3 separate regions of the Homo sapiens genome follow, and regions 1 and 3 are each linked to region 2. A link is a loop called in an ENCODE intact Hi-C map of the cell type or tissue named here. Cell type or tissue: Calu3. All regions are shown on one strand.

Evidence for each region. Hi-C counts contacts between places; a loop is a spot of excess contacts. Peaks named below come from ENCODE experiments on the same cell type or tissue, not always from the same donor. Only the 100,000 strongest peaks of a DNase experiment are listed, where the experiment ranks them.
Region 1: it touches region 2 in a loop (22-fold over the local background); 59 of 110 quality-filtered maps call a loop at or near these places.
Region 3: a loop joins it to region 2, with 17 times the contacts of the local background. A loop is called at or near these places in 14 of 110 quality-filtered maps.

Annotation. Positions count from the first base shown.
Region 1 is chr15:47,467,537-47,475,536 of GRCh38, reverse strand. It overlaps a transcript of SEMA6D not described here. Among named protein-coding and RNA genes, the nearest start is that of SEMA6D, 250 kb to the left of the region's middle. In Calu3, no CTCF peak of the experiment used is centred here; no DNase peak of the experiment used is centred here.
Region 2 is chr15:47,983,236-47,991,235 of GRCh38, reverse strand. All of the region lies in intron 1 of LOC124900354 (a long non-coding RNA gene), which reads right to left. LOC102724553 (a long non-coding RNA gene) reads left to right here. Exons shown (of 3, transcript XR_001751520.2): 2 at 3,382-3,599. Among named protein-coding and RNA genes, the nearest start is that of SLC24A5, 130 kb to the left of the region's middle. RefSeq lists an enhancer at 3,035-3,084. In Calu3, no CTCF peak of the experiment used is centred here; a DNase peak (open chromatin) is centred at 3,135.
Region 3 is chr15:46,309,292-46,317,291 of GRCh38, reverse strand. No RefSeq gene overlaps it. Among named protein-coding and RNA genes, the nearest start is that of SQOR, 680 kb to the right of the region's middle. In Calu3, a CTCF peak has its summit at 4,940 (motif pointing left); a DNase peak (open chromatin) is centred at 4,961.

The sequences.
Region 1 (8,000 bases), 520 kb after region 2:
TGAGTGTATGGGGGCTTTCCAGCTAGCATTCAGGTTGCCTACACAAACATTTAATCTGCCAACAAAGGAAGTGATATATGATACAGAAAAATGAAAATCAGATACACTGCAAAGGATTCTACAGTTAGAATTCTTGAGTTTGAATAGAACCTTCAAGACATTCTGTGACAAGATTTAGCTATTCTAGGCCTTATTTTCCTCATTGAAAAATGGGGATGATACTTTATAGAGTTGTTATGCAACATCAATAAAATTATAAATGTAAATGACTTAGCACAATGCCTGGCACACAAACAGGGCTCGAATATATTGCTATTGGTATGATTATGATTTAGGCTTTTATTTAGGTAAATGAGAGCGCTTTCTTTTTTCAGCAAAAATTAACTGAATGTACACTAATTGCTTGGCACTTGTCAGGTCAGGCTCTATTATGCAAGCCACAAACTGACACCTAAATATCAGTGACTTAATGTCACAAAGGCTTATTTCTTGCTCATATTTTATAGCCAATGAAATGTCAGCAGGGACTCTGCTCCACACAGTCACTCAAGGATCCAAGTTGAAGGAGACTCTATCACCCTGTAGCTATATCATCCAGAATATATGCCTGCTAGATGGCCATGAAATCGTGCCGCAACATCGTACCATAGAATCATGAAGCATTGCATGAGAGCTTTCATTCTCTTAGTCTGCAAGTGACATTCGTATTACCTCCAATCACACGTCATTGTCTAGAGTTGGTCACAGTGTCCTGTCTGATTGCAAAAGGGCCAAGGAATACAGGGAAAATGACAAAGGGACCATTTGCTGAGCATCACTGTTTTTGCCTCAATATTAAGCACTGAAGAAACAAATATAACGAAGACTTAGTGCCTCTTTGCATGTAGCAACTTGCGTAGGTGTTAAATGGCTTTAATAAGTCAGTACCTACTAGAGGGATGCTGCACATATGAGTATTTCATTGAAGTCACACAAGACGCTTTGAGAAGAATCATATTTTAAGATGATTTTTAAAGTCATGTGACATTTGCTGTGAAAGATATACTTGTAAGTTTAAGACTTAATGCCACATACCCTTTGTGCAATAAGGTTTTCATTGCCTAGAAATAAAAGTGTAGTTTTTGTTTATGGTAATTTCATGGTATAATAGAAAAAAAACAAATATTGAGCAAACATTCTACAATTAATTAGGCCATTTACTCTTCAATCTACTTCTCTAAATTGAAAGGAGAGAGGCCTCTGGCTAAGATATTCTGACTCCAATTGTGACAGGGAGGGTCTGTCTTCCTCATGGCTCAGTGGTAAGCCTGCCTCAGGCAGCCCTCAGCTTCTTCTCAACTCAGTTCACTCCATGAGTCCAAAAGCAAGGCGACAAGCTGACAGGAACTCAGCTAGAATTCTTGGCCTTCTATTCAGCTTCATGAGCCAAAGGGAAAAGAGGCCACCTTCCAAGGTCCAGCCAGCTAGGAATTAAGCCTCCTTCTCCTTTTTTCTTCCTATACCATTGCCAGAAAGCCTGTGGACAGCCTTCCCAGGCTTCCGGCTCCCCTGGCCAGCTGGGAAAGGCACAGCCTTTCCAGAACCCGATGAGCTTGCCAACAATTTTTTTTTTCTTGCCCCATGTAAGAGCCAGAATTGCGAGATTACAAAGCCACCATCACAATATAGTCACTAATAGATGTTTTAAGAGTCCAAGGGGAAAGAAGGAGTTTCTGGGTCAAAGAAAAAGAAAGAAAATGATGAGTTTCGAGCAGTGTAGTCACAGTTTTTCAGAGTTTGCTGATAATCAGAGCAAACCTTTTCCTTCCAGGGGACCCCAGGCAGTCTGGAAGACGTGTCTCTGAAATCCGTTCAGAGCCATATTTCATTAGTTTTATTTTATGAGAAGCTTTCTTTTTAAGCATTAACCCCAATTCTCTAACGCATGAAAAATTTAAGTTCATACTTTATGAAGAGGCATAATGCTGGTACCAAATCTCTATTTTACATATAGACTTCCTGAGGACTTGATGGAGAGCCAGCTAGTGACTCTCTTTCTTTCAGAGTGTGTAATGTGAGTCAGGGGACTTCAGCATAATTACTGGCTTTGACAGGTGATGTAGATGACTTCCAAAGTTGGCCTTGGTGTCTCTTGGCTCAGGAACTCCCCTGGCCCAGCCACAGACCCTCTCTCAAGAGGTACCGACTCTCTGATTTGGCCTGGTATTATCAAGGGTCCACTGGCTCCACAAATCCTAAATCTTCTCTAGCCCCGGTTTTGGACTGGAACCAAAGCTGCCTCTGCAGTGGCTGAGGGGAAGGGCCCAGAGTGCAGTGGGTACTGCCAGCTGTGAAGTGAGGGTGAGGCTGCCACTCCTTTCCAGGGAGGCCTGTCTGCCTCCTCCTCTCATCTATGTCCCCAGTCTCACGGCTGTCCAAAGGATTAGCAAAGCATTTTCTTTTCCTCAGACTGACCCTAGAGAAGACGTAGAGTCTGAATGTCTCTTTTCCAGGAAGTTCCCATGACTCTTTGGAGAGCAGAGTGCTGTCTAACTTATCACAGTTACAGTTTCAAATGGCAGGTACTACACAAAACATTGGCACTGTCTTTCTCCAGAAAAATGGGTGTCATTTGCTCTATTATCTGCATAACTATAAGCAACCAGGCAAGTAGTCCTTGACAGAACAAAAGCATCTTCAACCCAAAAAAAGTGATTCTACCTCCTACCTTAGACTTCAGAATCCAGTTCCAAAAATCAAATCAATATTTTCCACATTGAACAATTTCAGGATTCAGTCTTCACCTATCTCTCCTTTATATATGTGTATCTCATTTAATCCTCAATTCTACTTTTTATATCAATGTTATTGGTATTTTTATTGATATTTTTGATATTTTTAATATGTTATTGATTTCTTCTAAAGCTCAGAAGAAATTAAGATACACAAACCACAAGATTAATGCCACATAGATTATAAGAGATGGAGGCAAGATTTGATACCAGTTCTCTTTGGCCACAAAGCCCCATGTTCCTTCTACTACATGGAGGCATCCACATTCCTCCAATAGAGTTCTAGGGTCATTTTGAATTCCCTTTTAATATCTTTTCTGTTTGAGAGAAAAATAAATTGCTCCTGCTCTTGTGATTTGGAAAGCATGGCCTACCGATAATTAGGGCATGTGGACTTGGTTCTAATTCTAATACTGCCAGTAGTGCAATAAGTGACTTAAGCAAGACATGGCACATTCTGGGCAACCGTTTTAAAAATGCCATCCATCTTTAACTTTTTCTTATTTCTCTGTACAATAGGGGCTATTAAAATACACAGGATTTAGAGCCCATGCTAGTGTCTAATCCGGCAGCACTTTGGCCCCTTTGAGAATCGAAATGGCAAAGCCAAGGTAATATGGTCTCAAACTTCAGCTGTCCTGCGTGGCTCCTATCAGTCACAATTGCCTTCTTGCGTTTTGCTGATCTCACTTAACCTTGCTTTCCAAGGATAAAGTATTTGTGTCCTCTATCTATTCTCTTTTCTCTCCCTCCATCCCCTTCCCCCTTCCCTCTCTCTCTTTCTCTTTTTCGTGTGTGTGTGTGTGTGTGTGTGTGTGTGTGTGTGTGTGTGTGAGAGAGAGAGAGAGAGAGAGAGAGAGAAAGAGCACAGCCAGGTAGAACTCTGATCACCGGAGGTTGGTATATTTCAGGAATTGTCTTCCATTCTCCTGACACACATTTGTTAACCTCAGATGTTACTACCGGCATTTTCTTTCATAGACATGCCTCGCTCTCTTCCCAGGAAGACACTTAAAAATCAAAAGCAGACTACCTTGTAATCTAGCTCCTCCCACTAGGCCCAGCCCCTAGTCTGGCTCAAATACCAAGGAATATGGGCTTATCTGCCAGGCTGCTCTCTACTGCCATCTCATGGTAATTCAGCCTTTCTCAGAGAATCAACCTTTCAGTAGGTGCAGACCCTCACAGGAGACAGAAATCATAAAGGCTCATGTCTGCCAGAGCAGCAGTCTTTACGACAGATTGTGTAGGACTTAAAGGCTGAAAATATCAAGAAAATTACTGAAGGAGTTGAATGTTTAAGCAAGGTGTATATCATAACTTGATTTCAAAAAGTAACAATTAAGAAAGTATGACTTATGACAGAAGGTGAATCCTGAATCAGAAAGACCCATTTCTGGGGGGGAAAGTGGGAGTTTGAAACATACCAGAATCTTGAAGATATATTTATGGAGATGAACAAACTGAAAACATCACTAAGAGTCAGCAATGATTTCAACACAATGACTAGGACAGTGCGTCAGTGTCTCAGAGTCTATAAAAGCAAAGTCACAATGAAGTCCACTCAGTCACCCAATGCCGTGTCACTGTGTGCGTAGAATTGTCGACTGCCCTGGCCCTGCTCCCACCAACATTCATGAGGAACAGCAGCCACATGTCCACTCACAGACTCTCTCTGGCACTTGGCTGCTGCTTCTCCCATCACTTGATCATAATTTGGAGTATTTCCATCTATAGGCATCATGCAACTTGCCTTCCTGTGTGGCTGCTTAACAGACAAGGCCATTACAGTGTACACATTTGGTTATGAAAAGAACACACTTTACATTGAATAAAATTTGGGAACACCCCACAAAGGACTGTCAGTGTATGGCATGCAACTCACTGACCCAGGTTATGATTCAAACGGTGTGCTTGGGCAGTGCTTTTATTATTTATCTTTATTCTCCTCCTATTATATTTTTTTCTAAATTGGCAAAGAGGGTTTAGATAATAATAATAATACTTGTAGTTTGAGCTGTATTAAATCAAGAATCCAATCTGTAAAGCTAACCCAACCTGACCACTTAGTCAAGCTCGTCTAATGCCAATTTGAGGCAAAAATCAAGATTAGGTTAAATATTTCCCTAAAGGAATGAATCTTCCAAGTTCAAACTTAAATCAAACAGCAGTATCATTCCATGCAGAAGAGACATAATTGCAAAAAAGTTCATGCCTTACCTCCAGCAGTCTTGGGCTTCCAGAGGGCTTCAGGCTGTCGATTTGCGAACAAGAGATCCAGGATTACGCATTCTACAGTAAATAGAAAAAAAAAGAACAAAAATATATTGGGATAGCTACAAATGCTGTGAAAATGTGTCACCTACAGACTACTAAAAAAAGAGAAAATAAATTGGAATTAGGTTCATAATTCCAGTTGATATAAGCAATTCTAGGCCTTCAATCAAAAAGATTTCTCCATGCAAAACTTAATAAGTAATCCAACAGTGCTGACCAGGGCCTGACAAAACATATGGCATGGTTATTGTAGGTAAGCAAGACCATTAGGTGGAACAAGGACATGGAATAAAGTAACACCAAGGCACACCGTAGCAAAGTTATTTCCTTTCCAATAATTACAATTAGTTCATGGGAAAAGTCTTATTTTGGTTAAAGTATGTCTCTAAACTGTACTAATCTCTCTTTTAACTAATTTGGGTATTGGTAGACAAGATTCAACTAGAATTTATTAATAGGGTTTTTTTTTTCATTGCATTTGTATTTATATGTCTTCTATTTACCATCTGCAGGACACTGTGAGGAGCAAGTTGTGATTAGTATACAAAGTCTCGTGGAGTTTATAATCATGTGCACACTTTTCTGAGAGGAGAAATAAAGTATTTCCTTATAAAATGGTTTTCAACTTAAGTGGGAGTAAAGTAAATCTTAAGTAAATAATAACACTTTTAATATATCAACATACAAAAGATCTTAAAAGTAGTAATAAGTGACTGAGTTTGGGAAATAGAATTTTCATGAAGAAGGGAGGTAAGCATACCTGGGAGATTGGAAGCTAAATGAAGACAGAGTCAAGGATGTCTTTGTTAATTTTATCTCCAATATCCAGCAAAGTACATGGCATATGATAGGTATTTGATAAATACTTTTACAATAGATGAGCAAATAAACACTTTCTGGAGAATCTGGAGGATGTTTAAATGTCTGAGCTACTGATGGGCATGAAACAGGGCTTGCCTATTATTGTAATTCTAATATCTGGAGTTGTTAATCTAACAGTACTCTGGGAATACTTACTGCATATATAACTGAACAGGTTGAAGTGTCCTGATTTCTTAACATTTCTCAAAAAGAAAAGGAAAATGAAAAAAACTGAAGACAATTTTGAAGTCCTCCCCCCACTAAACACACACACACACACACACACGCACATGCGTGCACATACACACACACACACACACACACACACCTTAAAGCAACTGTCCTCAGGCATTCCAAGGCAGGAAATCCGCCCCTGGTTGGGGCAATAAGGGGGTGCACTGCCTGTTAAGAGTTTTAAAATCATAATAAAGTTCAATTAAAAGTTGATTTGCTTTTTATCATCACCTTGCACTGATAATTCTCAATCATGTCAGTGATAAAATACTCCTTCCTCTGGGCAGACAGCTCCCACTACTCACTATGCCATTGAGTTCAGAAAAGATGGGTTATTTACTTAAAACAGGTAAGAAATTATGCTGACAGGAAATTTGGCAGTGACAGACTTTCCGTACCCAGAGACCTCAAGAGTTCAGGGGCCAATGAAAAGGAAAATCCAGGACTTTCTACATAAAACATTCCAAGAAAGTCTAGACAGGGTGGAATAGGAGGAATTGGTCTTGGAAATCATTCTGAATGGCTTCCTAGTGTGTTGATGAGGGTAAGCGAATGCAGCCCAGGGGAAGGGCTACTCCCTTTAGCCTGAGTGTCTAACAGTTGTGGGCAATTTTATCTGTACTATTCAAACCTGGATATTGGATATTAACAATTCAATCTGTGCTTTATTGATCTTTTCTGTAGAAGATAAGTAAGGAAAAGTGCCGCTTTAATAATTGCACAGCCTGTCAACAGCAAAATATGTAAAATAAAGGGTTTTGATAAGCAGGTGATCTTTCGGAAGGTATTGGGTCAGCTGCTCTTGATAACTCCCCCTTTGCTGTGAACTCGCTCCACGTAACACAGCTCACTTCATATCTACAACTGCCTCTTCTGAGGTTAGCCACCATGGCTGACCATGGCCCTTGGTGACTTGTGTCCTTTCTCAGAGCCGAGCTTTCACCCACTTATACTGAGTACCATGAGTAGGACAATTCTTGCTCCTCATTGCCTGTTTCCCTGCAGAGCTAGTGCTCAGACACTTGTTTCCACACCATTTTACCACTTCTTCGATTGCAGTGGTTGAAACAGTCTCCATTTCTGCTAATGCTGTTAATTCAGGATAAATTCTGCTATCATGAGAAAATGCCAATAATGGAAATCACTTTCAGCTGTAACTGCATTTTCAATGATGAAGAAACATAGGTATGAACACACATACACACACACACACCCGCACACAAACACACAGTAACATATATTTAAATTAGAAACAAGGTTGAAGTTGCTAATTTTCTTGATTGTACTGTATTTCCAACAAGAAGGCAGTCAAATCTAGTGCAATAAGTGACAATCAGTGGCATAAGACCATTATTTACATAACATATGTATTGGCCTATGCTTCACCAAGCACTGTGACATTAACTGTCTCAAAACAATCCTGTCGGTATTATAATATTATTATAATATAATTTTTATGCTACAGATGAGGGGAAACACTAAGGCCGTAAAATTAAAGACAATTTTTCCAGATCACATTACTAGTAGGGGAAGGAGTTCAAACTGGTCTTCTTTCTGCTTCCTAATGGAGCAGGCACATTTACTAAATGGCACCGATGCTGCCGGTGTAGGTCTTACAGAAATAATTACGACAGTGATAAAGAACTATATCAATGATCTCTTAGCATCCTGGCAGGGAAAGAAAAGAGACAATGAGTTAATCCCTAGCAAAATGCCATGATGTGTAAAAAAGAGAGAAACAGCTCCACTTCCATTTCGCAAGCACCTAAGTCAGCGCTTGCAAAGTTATCCCTAATTCAACAGCTTTTTTTCCATCCCTTCCTCTACTTCTCAATCTACCATTTAGCTAACATTTTC
Region 2 (8,000 bases):
GACCTCACAAGATTCTTGCAACAGGGCAGTGATTCTTTAGCAATGTCTTTGTATGCCTGGACTCAGAGCCACCCAGAGGAGCCACAGGAGGGTCCCTCACCCTCTGCGCCCACGAGACTCTGCTACCAGTGCCCTCTTCCACCCAAAGCACTAAGTCAATGAAGACAGTCTCTGTTCTCAGGCACATATCTGCCCTCCATGAGGCTGAATAGAGCCCATTCTCCCTCTTCCATACCTTTCATCTCAAAGGATTCCTGAGCACACAATCCACTTTATAGCCTGGTCCTCTACCATTAGATAATAAAGGGTCTTTCACTGATCTGTGCTGTTGAAATGCCACCACCTCCACTATGCAGCTGCTCTGGGCTGTACAGAAAGCATCTCTCAATCCTAGGTCATTTAGAATGTCATAGCCTGAGGAGAATTCAGAAGGACATCGAGGTCTACAAGTTATAGAAAAAGTGTGGACTTTTGCAAAATGCACACACAAACCAAAACCAACTTTCCAACCAATCCTCAGAAAACCAGACTGAATCCATTAAAATGATGTTGGTTTGTTTCGCAACGAAGAACCAGCTTTGACCCTGTCCATTTTTTGTCCTACTCAAAGTGGTCTCTTTACCATAAACAAATAGGCCTCTTAAAGTGACAGTTGTATAAATAAAACTTGAGAGTGGTAGGATAAACTTTACGTGGTCCTGTTGCCAAATAACTATGGATATTAGTATGTTTTGCCTAATTCAGATCAATGAAGGCCTCGCTATGTGCGAGCTGGCTAGCAGCTGGGAGGCAAACATGAGTTGTAGTTTCTGACCTCAGTGTCTGGTGGCACTACTGGGTGTGGAGACGCTGTACAAACACATTTGTATGTTCACATTTCCTATGTAAAAGAAAAGGGCTTGGGGTAGTGTCAGACCCCTGACTCTTCTTCTTCATAACAGACAGGGCTCTCTACAGAGCACCCTTCTAGAGCAGCTTTAGCAACCAAGGGACAGACACCTCAGTCTGTTTTAAGTTTTCTCCTTCCTATTGAAAGGAAGTCCAGAACAAATTCAGGGAGGTTTTCAATAATTACTCATCAACAATCTCATAGTCACAATACTAAAAAAGACTGCTGACATTTTGGTTTATTTTCTAGTACTAGCTACATCTGCACATAACTTTTATTAAGTTTTCTTTAAAAGGATGATTCAAATTTTTGGTCGGTGTGGTTTAAATTTTATTTTTTTTAACTGCTCAAATACATGACCCATAACAGAGGAAATTTGAAGAGTGACTGTTCCACTGATCTACCTAGGTGGGTCTAATATAATTCTTAGAATTCCTCACCACTTCACCTTTTTCAAGTTCGCTGTTTTTTTGTGGGTTTTAGCCCTCTTTAAGTCAATATGACTGTTTTACAGAATCCTTTAGGATCATAATGGGGAAAAGAGGAGAAAAATTGTGGTGGCTTAAAATGTATTCACATTTGTAGTTTCAGATAACTATATAAAAGTCAATCATCAATAATTTGTTAAACACCAATTTGTGCCGGAGTCGCTCTGGAAACTTGCCAGAAACATGGGGGTGAGTATATGAGCCACATAAGCAAAAATCCTCAGTGAGCTCTGGTGAGTGAGATGAGATAATCATGGGAACAATTTGAAAATACTCCAATATGATATGTCATTAAGTACTCAATTTTCTGCTATGGACGTTGGGGAGAAGGGGATTCAGATAGAAAGAGAAAAATATGGGCCAGGCATAGTGGCTCATGCCTGTAATCCCAGCACTTTGGGAGGGTGAGGTGGGAGGATTGCTTGAGCTCAGGAGTTTGAGACGAGCCTGGGCAACATGGTGAAACCTCGTATCTGCAAAACAAAACAAAACAAAACAAAACAAAAAAACAATAAATTAGCCAGGCATGGTGGTGTATCCCTGTAGTCCTAACTACTTGGGTGGCTGAGGTGGGAAGATTGCTTGAGCCTGGGAGGTGGTGACTGCAGTGAGCCGAGATTGTGTCACTGCACACCAGCCTGGGCAACAGAGCTAGACCCTGTCTCAGGAAAAAAGAAAAGAAAGAAAGAAAGGAAGGAAGGAAGAAAGAGAGAGAGAAAGAAAAAAAGAAAGAAAGAGAAAGAAAGGAAGGAAGGAAGGAAAAATATGGACTTATTGCCATTCACAAAAGTCTTTGTGGAAGAAGAGGGGAAACCTAAGCCTTGTTATTTGGTAGTTGGGGTGCAGCCAGGGGAAATGCATTCGTTCAGACAGTGGATGGCAAAGCAGAGTGAGAGTCCATTGCTCTTATATGTTGGTGAAATAGGGTGAGAAATCTCTTGGACCAATGGTCTTTAGACATTCAGTTGACCATCAGGACTGTCCATCAGAGGCTGAATTTTCATTCACTAGACAGGTGAACCTCGGCTTCTCAGCTCTAACTTTTCCTCAGTTGCTCTCCCCTGCACCACCACCCCCAGGTCAATCTTCCTGGGCAGACAGCTCCTCCACAGACAGATGGTTAAACTGCAGGTAACACCTGCAGTGGTGTGGAATTGCACATGGGATATTTCTAAATCATCTAACACAGGTATTCTCACACTTTTATGTATAGCACAGTCACCTGGAGAACTTGTGACATCACATTGCTGGGGCCCACCTACAGAGTTTCCAATTCAATAGGTCTGGGGCCCAGGGCAAGGCCAGGTAAATCATCAGCAGGACCAGTCCTGGATGCTGCTGCTGATGTTGGTCTAGGGACCACACTTTGAGAACCACAGATCTAGGCCATTACGTCAGTTTACAAAAGAGTAACTGAGGCCCAGAGAGATCTCAGAGTTTAAAGACTGCATTAGAAGGCAATTGCCAACCACCCCTTCACCGCTTACCTTGTGCAAAGCCTAGCTTAATCCTCAATTCCTGCAGGGCAAGTCTGACTTTGGTTAGATTTTAATTGTCTGAGAGCTGAACTTCTCTCATCTCAACGAAAGTTCTTGCATATTTAGAAACAGGTCTGCCCAAAGGTAGGAGGATAGACCAACTATCTTTGAGGCTTTTAAGGCTATGACAACATTACATTAGTAAAATAATTTCTTTTACAAATTAAATGTGAATGTGTTAGGTCCATAATCTTACAACCTGTAGGTGGCAGTGCCTTCCTTCTCTATACACAGCTATATGCCTGGTTTCATTTCCTGAGTAGCTGAGAAGCCTGCAATGCATACAGTGTTAGATGCTGGGCCATCTACTCCTTGCCCAAGAAAGCCCCTCCAGGGACAGCTGAATCAGATAACTGGAGTTTGCATTCTGAGAACTATTGTTCTGAATTAACATGTGAGGTTTTAAAATTTTTTCTTATTTTCTTGTTTAACTTATTACATTTTTATCCTCTGCATGGGGTTTTAGACTTAACATCTCTGGAAAGCCAGAAATCAGAGATACAGAGAAGTATTGAAATGCTGAAATGCTATGAATTTACTATAAGAGAACATTCTTCACTGAAGAGATCTCTAGCTGCCAAAACACCCTTTCATGCGTGAAATACCGGGGCAAAGAGGAAGGAAAAGAGAAGAGTATGACTCTAGGAACCATGTTGCAGAAATGCCAAAGGGTGGGACAAACAAGTAAGTGATTGTTCATCAGCTACTGTCAATTATTAAACATGAATTCCTCATTTCCATATGACCCACGACTTGCAGACGACCTGCTGGTACATGAGTTCCATTTTGTCAGTAGTAATTGACATAAAGATACAAAATTAACTCCACTTTTAATCCTAAAATGAAATCATATTGTATGAGTATGAGACATGCACTTGCAAACATCCAGCACTGTCTCCCCTATTCCTAAAGACCCCAGGGCCAGTTCCTTTCCCTAACTTCACTTTTCCTTTAATTGCCACCCCCTCTTTTCAGCTGCTGCCTTAGCAGAGAACACTCTGATCTAATGACTTTTGACCTCCTTTCTGTCTCCACAGAGGCAACCATGATTTCCTGATGTTGTATTCTCTCTTTTAAGCCATGCAAAGATCAATTAATTGCATCTCAGTTAATCTTCCTTCATTGTTCTAACATTCAAATTGAATTGGTTGTCTCCGAGTTTCCAATAGAATTGAGTTTAAACTCTCCTTGGGCATTAAAGTCTGCAGGATGCATTTTCCTCTTATTTATTCAGCCTCATCTGCCATGTCTTACCCTCCTTCCCTGCATTTACTCTGAACCTCACATCATTTCCAAAATGATTGTATGCTTATGCCTTTGTACATTTTGTTCCTTCTGAAAAATTTCTATTCATTTTTGAGAATTAAATGTCATTTTAGGGGAGCATTTCCAGATTTCCACAAACAGCACCTTCCTCATCCTTTAAGACAGCTTTCAGCACATTATAGTGTAATTTGCAGGTGTGCTTGTCTGTTCTGACTCCCAGCCCCTGCCTCACTTTGTTTCACCACCTACTGCAATAGGTCGGTGTTATGATGGTAGCAACTGTTCGATTCTTCTTTATATCCGTAAGACCCAGCATAGAACTGGACAGATAGTGCATGCTAAACATGGATTTTAAATCAATTAATGCTATGCAAGGTACTTTCTTTTGCTTACTTAGGAAAGCCCCTCTTTTCTCAATTTCAACCTTCCCCTTCTGTCTATTATTTCATTTTGTGAGCCCAACACATGGCTTGAGTTCTACAAGTGATAGGTTTGTACCAAGGAAAAGAAAGACAGAAATGTTGAAGCAAAACTGTGAATAGTGATGATTCTTCTTCTACTACTGCTTCTAAAATGTCATTCTCATCAGCTTCTAGAAATCCTTGAAAGTTACCTCAACTTCCCTTTAAGGTATTCACAAATTTTCATCTACATTTTTGTCTCTCCTAGATGAATTTACCTTTCCTCAAGCATCAGAATACAAGAAAATTAAAAATAATTTATTTTCTTACTTTTCTTATTTCTTTCTTACTGTTGTGTGTCATATTTTATTACCAGTATTGTAACAAAGCAGAGTAAAAAATGTTGTGTTCCATGTATTTTCACTGCAATCATATGCTATTTCTGATACTTTGTGGGTTAGATGGGGTATTGGGGTCAAGCCTGTGGTCAGCATCAGCATTACAAACACTGTTTTTAGAGAAGAATGAGTTTCAAATATCATCAATTGACCTAAAAATGAACTTTTTGAACATGTCTGATTTTTTAATGTGAGAAATTTGTTTCTGCATATATTTGGTGTCAATTAGTAAGAGTGGTCAACTCTTTCATTATGTCATATGTACAGGGCAGACAATGGGACTGAAGACATGTATATCTTGGAATGTGCTGGAAAATCTCTTATGATCCCCGGGAACATATATCCTTGATAATCCCCAGTAACATGTCTTTGTGTTTCCTGTGATACGAGGGGTGAAGCGAGAGAAAACCGGGGTTGACAGGATGTGGTCTTTTAGAGAAGGGCTGTTCAGCTCCATGCCAAAGGTGTTGGGAAGGTTTCATAATGTGGGTAAGGCTTGATCATCCAACTTAGGGAATTACTAACAATGACTGACAGAGCCTGATAAGCCCTCTCACTGTGGTCAATGCATTTACAGGTGTGAAAAGAATTGATGTAATAGTATTGAAAAAAATCTTTAAAAGAAAAACCCATTGCTGCCTTATTTTGCATGCAAGCAGAGATGTTGATGATATGCCTGATTGCTTGGGAACTAAGGAGATTAATTTTCCCTAAAAATTCCAGGTAGAGACTATAAGGAAGCAGTGAACAGCATGAGGCAGCCCACAGAACTTGGTAGATAGGCATTCAGACTAGACAGAGACGGAGAGCAGATCCCAACAGTAACTCAGGGAGAGACCCAAGACCCGTGGACATGACTCCACCTAGTTAGATCCTAGTTAATTTGAGGTGGGAATTAAATTAAACAGCACAAACCCCTTGAGAATGCAGGTGGACAGGTTTTATCCACAGCTGCTGCAGCCAGGTGCTATGCTTGATAGTATGACCCAAGAAATCAGCATAAAGAACTTCAGAATGTGCAGGAAGAGCTTTCCAGATAGCACTCATATTAGAAATTTTTTTTTATCTAAAAGCTAAGATAATTTATATCAGCTTCCCAACATAGCAATGCAGAAGAGAAGGCATTTTATGGCAATTATTTTACAGAGATATTTTTATGTTGGAATAAAACAAACTTGGAGAATTTCAGCTTTCCATGATTTGTAAAGTAACAAATAGTTACCAAAATACCTAGAGCAAGAGAAACACTTAAAAAAATGGAATTGGCCCAAATGACCATCAATCAATGAGAGGATAAAGAAAATGTAGTATATACATATATGCCATGGAATACTACTCAGCCATAAAAAGGAACAGAATAATGGCATTCACAGCAATCTGGATGGAACTGGAGACTATCATTCTAAGTGAAGTAACTAAGGAATGAAAAATAAAGCATCGTATGTTCTCATTCATATGTGGGAGAACATGTATGAGAACTCATATAAAGACGCAAAGCCATAAGAATGATACATTGGACTTTGGGGACTCAGGGAAAAAGATGGGGGATGGCGAGGGATAAAAGATACACATTGGATACAATGTATACTGCTCGGGTGATGGGTGTACCAAAATCTCAGAAATCACCACTGAAGAACTTTTTCATATAACCAAACACTATCTGTTCCCCAAAAACCTATTGAAATAAAAAAAAAAAAAACAAATAAAACACACACACACACACACACACACACACACACACACAAACCCCACATTCTTTGTAGGCTGACCTCTAAGCATTGGTAACTATATTGGTAACAAATATTTGTGATTTGTATATATAATCAGTACATATATAATTATATGTATGATATATATACACATCATTATATATAAATATGTAATATTAATAAAAGCATATCCATATTTATATATTTTACTATAACGCATATAAAATAGAATATATATATAATTTATATGAACAGTTTAAAGAACAATACTGAAATAAACAGCAGCGTAGTCACCAACAAGCTTAAGAAATACGCCTGATGCCCCTGTGTTCTTGTACTGCTCTAATCTCTCTCCCTGTTCCGTAGAGCTAACCGCTGTCTTGAATTTTGTGTTTATTATTATTCTCTGGCTTTTCTTTACATTTATATCCCAAATAGTTTAGCTTTGTGCTTTTAACAAATGGAATTTATTATGAATTATGTTATGTATATTATGTTATGTATATGTATATGTATATTGTTAAAGCAAACTAAAGGACTCCATACTTCTATATTTGAGTCCTTGTGGATGAACTGTAACCTAGCTTAACAGTCAGGCAAAATTGAAAACCTAATTTAGGACCATTTGCCGGTAACAATAACTGAGTCTTGGCTAATTCCAGAGGCCATACTTCAACCACTCAGACTGCTAACTGTTGGAACTGTGTTCAAAGAAGGCAAACGCCAACCTGTAACCAATCCAGCTGTTTCTGTACCTCGCTGCCAATTTCTGTACATCGTTTTCCTTTCTTTGTATATAACTCTTCCACCACGTGGCTGCGCTGGAGCCTCTGTGAATCTGCTGTGATTCTGGGGGCGGCCCAACTGGCGAATTCTTAATTGCTCAATTAAACTCCTTTAAATATAATTTGGTTGAAGTTTTTCTTTTATCAATATACACATATACCTATAACAATATACATATTCATATATATGTTGTTTATTTGTGTATATATATAATTACATATCATATATATACTATATATTTATGCTATATATATACATATTCATATATATATGTGTGTGTTCCTGGAACTTTCCCTCTTCATCTTTGTGCTTTGAGAACTCTTTTTTACAGCTACATGGTATTTCATTATAAGAATATACCACAATTTATTTATACAGGCTCTTGTCGATGGACATTTAGCCTCTTCCCCCATACAACCATTCCAGAAATGCTGGTATGAACATTCAGGTCCATGTTTCTTGGAGCATACGAGCAAGTGTCTCCCAAGATCAGAATGGTCATGTAGTAGGAAACGGACATCTTCA
Region 3 (8,000 bases), 1.7 Mb after region 2:
ATCACCATTCCTTCCCATTGATGTATGGGCCAAGGTTCCAGGGGCCCCACAGAACTAGAATTGCAAAAGCACAATGCAGCACTCCCTAATCAATTCATAGGGTGACCTCACAGCATCAGTCAATGGAGGTTAGTGGTCATTTTCAATTCACTGTGAAAGAAGAGCTTTTAAGGAAGACCTTAATCAAATGTAATTAGTCTGGAGGGTGATGGACGATCCATTTAGCCAAGCCTATGTGAAGTAATATAAAGTAACCTTAAGTAGGGTTGGCCTTGGGGCATCTTATTTACCAAACCAAATTCAGTTTGATTTTATGCTTTGTTCAAAATGATGTTGGAGCAATTTCTCTCCTTTACTTACCTAATGTGATCCTGACCCATTGCAGTGACCAAAGACGTCCCTTGGTTTTTCTCTCCACACTCTACCTTATAGTTTACAAAGTGAACTAAAGCACAATTACTCTAACAACTCATATCATTTTCTTTCTGATGCCTTGTTTCTGATAAAAAGTAAATTTGGAAAATACAGAGAATCCCATAGAAAACAAACACCACCACCCAGAAATAACTCCTGTTACTATTTTGATATATGGCCTTTCAGGTAGTTTTCTTTGCCTTTTTATAGGTTAACAATATAATGAGGTTTTCTTTCCTGTGCTGTCTTATTTTGAGTCTTTCCCCACTTAGAGAAATCCACAGGCCTCCAGGAGAATTGGAGTTCTTAGAGCAGGAAGGCAAAGACACAGTAAACTAGCAAACTTTAGTCAGCTTGATCTACTAAATAGGCAGTTAAGATGAAAGCAGAAGACTCCAAGGGGAGCTAGCCATACGATTTAAGACAAAATAATGGATTGGAAAGAGAATAGGAGATGTGAGTTGTCCTCCCCTTAGGAGATGGATTGAGGGTCACTGGGGAGTTGGGACCTGCAGATGACCAGACTAAAGGGACCATGTGCAGGACAGTCATGTCAGGATCAAGGGAATACTAAGCCACTCTTCCCCCTCCTCCTCCTCTTGTTCTAGCACCTCATAGAAGCTGAGCCCATATGTGCTGGCTTCCTGTGCCTGCAAGCCATGACCTTGTCATGTGTGCTGAGTAGACCTTTTGGCCAGCCTTCTTACTTTTGAGATAAGGTCTTCCAATTATAGTAGAAATCAGTTTTGCTAGCCAACAGTGTCCCCAAAAAGAAACATACAAAGCCTGCATTTTCAATTCCCAGACAAGGGGGAATAACTGACATTTTAATATCGGGTTGTGATTTTTATGATGCTAACTGGATGTCTTTTTTGTTACTGTAAAAGGACTTTAATTTCCTTTGAGTTCCTCAGAAAAAGCAAATCCTGAGGCATCCCTTTATATCTGAAGTATTTTGAGATCTATATTTTTTTTCATTTAAACCTAAGATCACTGGATTATGACTTTAATCAAAATGAGACAGATGAACCACTCAGAACTTCACAGTGTTTCTGCCATCACCATCACATTGTGCCTAAGCATATTATTCTGAGATCTGCAAAAGATTTTGAATGTGTTTGACATACAGTAACAAACATCAGGTTGACAGACATATGGTAAAAGGTATGTATGGTTGCACATGGAGAGAGTTAACAGCATCATTTGCTCAGCCCCACACCCCTTGGGAAACAGTCAGTTCAGTTCTCCTTACAGCTCAGGCAAATTGGTGCTCCATGCGAGAGAAGAGCTCCCTTCACCCTGACCCACGTTGCTGCAGTAATCACAGTAATCACATCCATCAGCTCCCGTGCATTTCCCTGTAGGGTGCCCATGGGAGTGGAGGGTGCTGGCTTATTGCCTCTCTGCTGCTTCCCCAAGGGGCAGCCTGGCAGTGGTTGCTGCCTAGCCAGATGGGAGCTTGCTCCTGGGAAAGTAAACAAACTTATTTTCTACCTTGAAAAAGAGAGGGTCAGGCTTTATTTTTCTAATCTGTACTGGAAAACAAATGCTACTGTTTCTACTTTATCAATGATGGTGTAATACCACCAAATGTGTAAGACTTGTCCACATAGCCTACAGAGCATTAGAGTCTGAATTCAGAAATTCCCAAAGCCTGATTTCTGGTGAGCATCTTGAATCCTCCTGCCAGTTATATCCATGGTCACCATTCCTTATTTCCTTCATTCACATTTTATTCCTCTGCATAACCCCTGCACAGGGCAGCTGCTTTATTAATTTTCATTGACTAAATAATAAATCCAAGTGTGGCCCTGGACGTGCTACTGTCTCTCTGGGACTTATTTCCCATCAGTAAATAAGGGGTTGGACTAGATAATTTCTAAGTTGCCTTGAAGCTTCAAAATCTTCTAAGGTTCTGCCACTAGCAGTTTACCTGTACTGCCTGGTTTTCTGCCTGAGCTTGCTGTCTTCCCTGAACCAGTACAGGTGGGCACTTATAGTGTGTGGCCCCCAAACCTTGGGCTTCATCTATAATACTGTACATTCAGAGAGAGAATTTTCCAACTGAGGGAGGGGAGCAGGGCAGGACACGGAAGTCTGAGAGCAAATCAGGACAGCATAAGCAAGACCAGAGCAGAGGAGAGAAGCCATCACTCGCAGGAGCCATCCCAACCCGAGGGGTTGCTGTGGTCAGGGGTGCTTCATCAGGGCTCTGTCTGGCTCATACAAAATTCATTCTCTAGTTTCCAAATCACTTGCTGATACTAATTTGACTTTCCAATACCAAGAAAGAGATTAGGCTGTGTAATCAATGGAACAACATATTTTATTTCATCAATTAAAATTATGGTTTAAACTTTGTGGTAGGCTAATTGGCCCCCAAAGATATTCAGGCCTTAATCCTTAAAACCTGTGAATATTACCTTTTATAGAAAAAGTGGCTTCGTGGATGTGACTAAGGATATTGAGACAGACAGAGAGATTATCCTTCCTTATCAGGGTGGGAGCTAGGGAGAGGGATATTTGACACAGAAGATGAAGGCAATGAAAGCATCTTACAACACAAGTAAGATGCTACACCGGTGGCTTCAAAAATGGAGGAAAGTCTGGGCGCAGTGGCTCACACCTGTAATGCTGGCACTTTGGGAGGCTGAGGTGGGCAGATCACCTGAGGTCAGGAGTTCGAGACCAGCCTGGCCCACATGGTGAAACCCTGCCTCCACTAAAAATACAAAAATTAGCCAGGTGTGGTTACACATGCCTATAATCCCAGATACCTGAGAGGCTGAGGCAGGAGAATCACCGGAACCCGAGAGGCAGAGACTGCAGTGAGCTGAGATCACACCACTGCACTCCAGCCTGGGTAACAGAGCAAGACTCTATCTCAAAAAAAAAAAAGAAAAAAAATGGAGGAAAAGTCCAGGAGTCAGAGAAGGAAATTAATTTTGGCAGCAGCCTCTAGAAGTTGGAAGAGTCAAGGAATAAATTCTTCTCTGGATCCTCCAGAAAGAACAAGCCCTGCTGGCACCTTGACTGTAGCCCAGTGACACTGATTTTGGGCTGCTGGACTCCAGGATTGTAAGAGAATAAATTTGTGTTGTTTTAAGCCTCTAAATTTGTGTTAGTTTATTACAACAACAATAATAAACTAATACAAACATAAACTCCCTTGTGATATTAGTACCAATAGTCCTTTGTCTAAGGGTCTAATTGCTTTGAGTTAGCCTAAAAATGTTTTAAAAATCTAGTTTCTGGACACACAGACCCCGGACCATACACAGCGGAAACCTTCTAAGAAACCCACTGCCCTCCCAAGCAACACCTTTAATTTGGATTCACACTTTCTTTCAAACTGCAGTAGGATGCAGTTTCCCCTACTGTGGCCTCTGAAAAATACATCAGTTGGTTGATTTTGCATGTAACTATAAGGCATCTAGTAGGGTTTGAAAAAAATAAGCCAAAATAAAGTATCGAGTTCACATACTATTAATGGCTGCAGCTACTGTCATTCAAATGCAGCTATTCTCCCTCACTTTCTTATTACAGAATGCCCTTACTAATCTTCTACAGGTATCAATGCCACCCAGCCCTGTCTGGACTGGATGCTAGTCTGCTGTTTCTTAAACCTTAATATGCATTATATGCAGTGAAATCACCTGGGGATCTTGTTAAAATGCAAATTCTGATTCTGTAGGTCTGAGGCAGGACCTGAGATTCTCAATTGTAATAAGCTCCCAAGCAATGCCAGGACTGCTGGTCTACAGACCACACTTTTAAGTAGCAAGGTGCTAGATCATACTCTGGAAGTTTTAGCCTAAGGTGGATTTAAATTGGCACTACCAACAAAGCCTTGTGATATTCCCAAACCCTTGCAGAACTTACCTTGAAATACTTTTGCTGGATGCCGCACTCTACCTAGTGCACCGTCTCTGGTCCTGGCCTGCACGTTAAGTACTTCCTTTGCATGCCTCTATTCAACATAACACCCTTGAATCCCATCCTGGTCTTCAGAGAATTTTTTCCTTATGATGTGGGCACTGAACTTGTAAGAATCTCTTCTGCTTTTCCTGAATGTCAGTGTTTCTTCAGTCCCCTGAAATCTTACTCTAAAATGTTTCCTTTATCCTGTTCACCTGCACCCCTAGGTTGCAAAGACTTGCTCAGTCCTTAAATAAAGGCTTTTTCTACTGGTTTGGGTCCACGTCTAATGAATCTATGCCTAGACAGGGCCAGTGTCTCAGGAGCTATCAGGGGCCCAACATCCTGCCATAGCTGGCTTACCTTTGGTGGCTCCCAGCAATATCTTAGAGCCTATTTCCATCCCTTCCTGTTTTAAAACTACCACTCCCTGTGGCATCCCCTGTTGATTTCAGTTTCTGATCTGAGTAATGACTATAGTCTTTGGTTAATTTATGAAGGACACACAACTGGCATACCCTGCACCCCATAAAAGATCAAGTATTTTCTCCTCCACCTGCTACATACAGGTTCTCCCATTTGGTTCACTTCCTCTAGCCTCTATCAAAGGGCTTCCCAGCTCTCTGCTGCCCTCTCCTGGCATTCTTTAGCACTGTGCTCACATCAGCGCTTGAAGAGCCAAACCAATGGAATCACAGACCCTTGATCTGCAAAGACCTAGAAAGGTAATCTAACTAGCAAGCTGAACTGGGCATCTACTACTTTTATCAGCATTTTCTAAGTAAGAATTTCAACAGAAATATAGAAGGATCACATCCTTAACAGAGTTTCATTTCTAACAGAATGAAAATCACAAGAATAAGAATAGAGGAGAGAAACTTTAGAGTAAATTTAAAGAAGAAAGAGGACCCCAGTTTGGCTAAACTAGTGGTTCCCAGGTCTAGCTGGAAAGATTTCAAGAAATATTGTCCTCTGGGTCCTACTCCAGTTCATTCCTGATTACTTATATTTTTGATAATCTTCCTAGTGATTCTAATGACTGTTAAGAGCTCCTTGTTTAGACTATAAAATATGAGATATGAATTAAAATCTGTCATATTATGGAAAATATTAAATGACACACTTACATTTTATAGACAATTTTTGAATATTTGTAAAGAGCAGCAGACCTCACATAAAAGGGTGCTTTGGTTTATACTTTCAGAGTACAGATCCTCCTGACCAGACTTTGTTCTCTGGCCTACCGCCATCCTTCTGTGCTTGTCCAGCCTCCTGCCTCATTAAGTGTTTTGCACTATATCTTTAATGCTGACCCCCACAGAGGATCCATGGCTCCTCCTGACTAGGCACTGCCCCTTCACCCTAGTACTACAGTCTTAGCCCACTCAGGGAAGCCCCCTACCACTTCATGCCCTCCAAGCAACACACCCTTCCCTCTCGGACTGTGCTGCCCCCTGTTCTGTGGGCAGACCCAGATGGTGAAGGCCTGGGGTGGGGGAGACAAGTGGAGCTACACTAACAAATGATACAATGAGGCTCTCTAATACTGTTTTCTCGGATACTCCTAATGTTGCTTCTATCTAATAATATGTTCTGATTCTATAAAAGCTATTGTCTCTCGCCTTGGCTGGAGTCTTTCCCATCCTATCCTACTTATCATAAGTACCACCCTTTCCCAAAAGACTTTCCTGACTGCTCCACCTCTCCCTAGTCAGAGTCCACTTGTACTTGTCTTGTGTACCATTATTTCGCATTTAACATGCTTTAATTTTCTTTCCTTCAAGATATTCAAGTTCTCTATCTTACTTAACATGTTGTATTTTTAGTTGTTACACTGCAAGTCTCTCTCATCTTTATACTGCTTTATTGCGCTGGAAAGGCAGACCACGATGCCTTGCACACAGTGGGTGTTCAGTTAGTATTTACTGATTGGATTTCTTCCAAGCGTCACTGGCTCAATCCTTAGAAATAAAACCCCAATCCTGGTAAATCTGTCTTTCTTGGCCACTTGGCTTTTTCCCTTCCAATTCACCAGTGCTTACCCAATAATCTCTTATTCCTCAGAGGCTAGACTCCACGTTTCTTACCTCCTTTGGCACCCATTTCTTACTTCTTTTGGATGATCATTTCTATCCTTTAGCGAACCTCAGTGTGCTTTTTCTCCTTTCCAGTGTTTACTCTGCTTAGCTAGAAGATCACTGGCAACTTTGAATTTGCATTTTTAATCAGGCATTGCATCATATTTTTACTCTATTATTCTTAGTTCCTGTTGCATTTAAGCTACTGCGGGGTATATGGGTGAGAGCATAAACATAAATAAGAAAGCAATTTGCCTTACTTCATCTTCTAAAATCTCTAAGCGTTAATTTTACATAAAGCAATATCACTTTGTCTTCCTTTCATAGAAACGTTGCCTGCTATTTTTAAGGTAAAAATAAAGGCTCTCTTAGGGCAAAACCTACCTATTCCAAAGCCCCTTCTGGAAACAAATATTATTTAAATTCAGTTAGACCTTTTGCCCAAGGTACACCTTCCAGAGGAAATGAAAGCAGTACACTTCATTTGGCTCTGCTCCCCATATCCCTATCCTATAATTCTTGTCCATTACAGCTTATTTCTGACCCTGGGATGTTGTGTGTGCTTCGTACATAGAGAAATCTGATCCTCACTAAGCTGTCCAACTCCAGGCAAACCCCAGCTCTGTGATTATGGCAGGGAACTGCTATAGCCTGCCAGGTTTCTCTGTTGCAGGTTTACTTCCTGTGCAGTGGAGTCCCCCTCTCCCAGGTGTCCACACAACCAACTGAACACCCTCAAAGTTCCCTGCATTTAGGGTCTTTGCTGCCCTCTCCTGTTGTCCTTTGACAGACACACCAACCCAGGAACATCAGAAGTGAGCTTTCGTCTCTCTCTTCTCACTGCTGTCTCACTCCCATGTCTGACAGCCACTGAGTGATCTCCAAACGAATCTGAAAATGTGATCGTCTGAAATGGAATTCAAATTCTCTCTGCTCTTCAAATTAGCTGAGAATATGAAATGACCTCCCAAATCCTAAACAGAAAGGCAATGGGATGCCCAACAATGTGGTTAGTTGTTAGGGGTTTGCAGGGAGCTGAGAGAGGCAATGAGTATTAAGGCACAGGCTCCTCCAGCTCTGCCAGTTACTAGCAGGATTTCCTTCTGCCAAGTTGTTTTGGCCACTTATGCTCCATGTCCCACATCCACAAAATGAATATAACATTACCTCTGGGCCATTTCAGTAAGCAAAATCCCAAAATAGTTAGCACTCAGATGATGCTTATTATTGTGTCAGGCACCGTGCTGAGAATTTGGTGCATTCCGTCTCTTAATCTTCATAACATCCACGAGAGATAGAGACTACCCCAATCTCATTTTACAAATGGAAAGACTGGCTATGGGGGTACTTTTTTAAAATGTTGCAGTGTGTTGTATTTGACTGAGATTTTGACTTAATACAACAGAAGCCGAAGCCAAGAAAAATAGCCACATAGTGAATATCTAGCCAAGACGTCAGGGACACAGCGGGGTGACTGGTGAGGTGGAAGGGGAATGAGCAGCAGTGGGAGTCACATAGGGAAGGGCTTGGATGGGGCATTGAAGAGCACAGCTGGCCTCAGCCTTCCTACATCTGAATCTTATTTGGCCA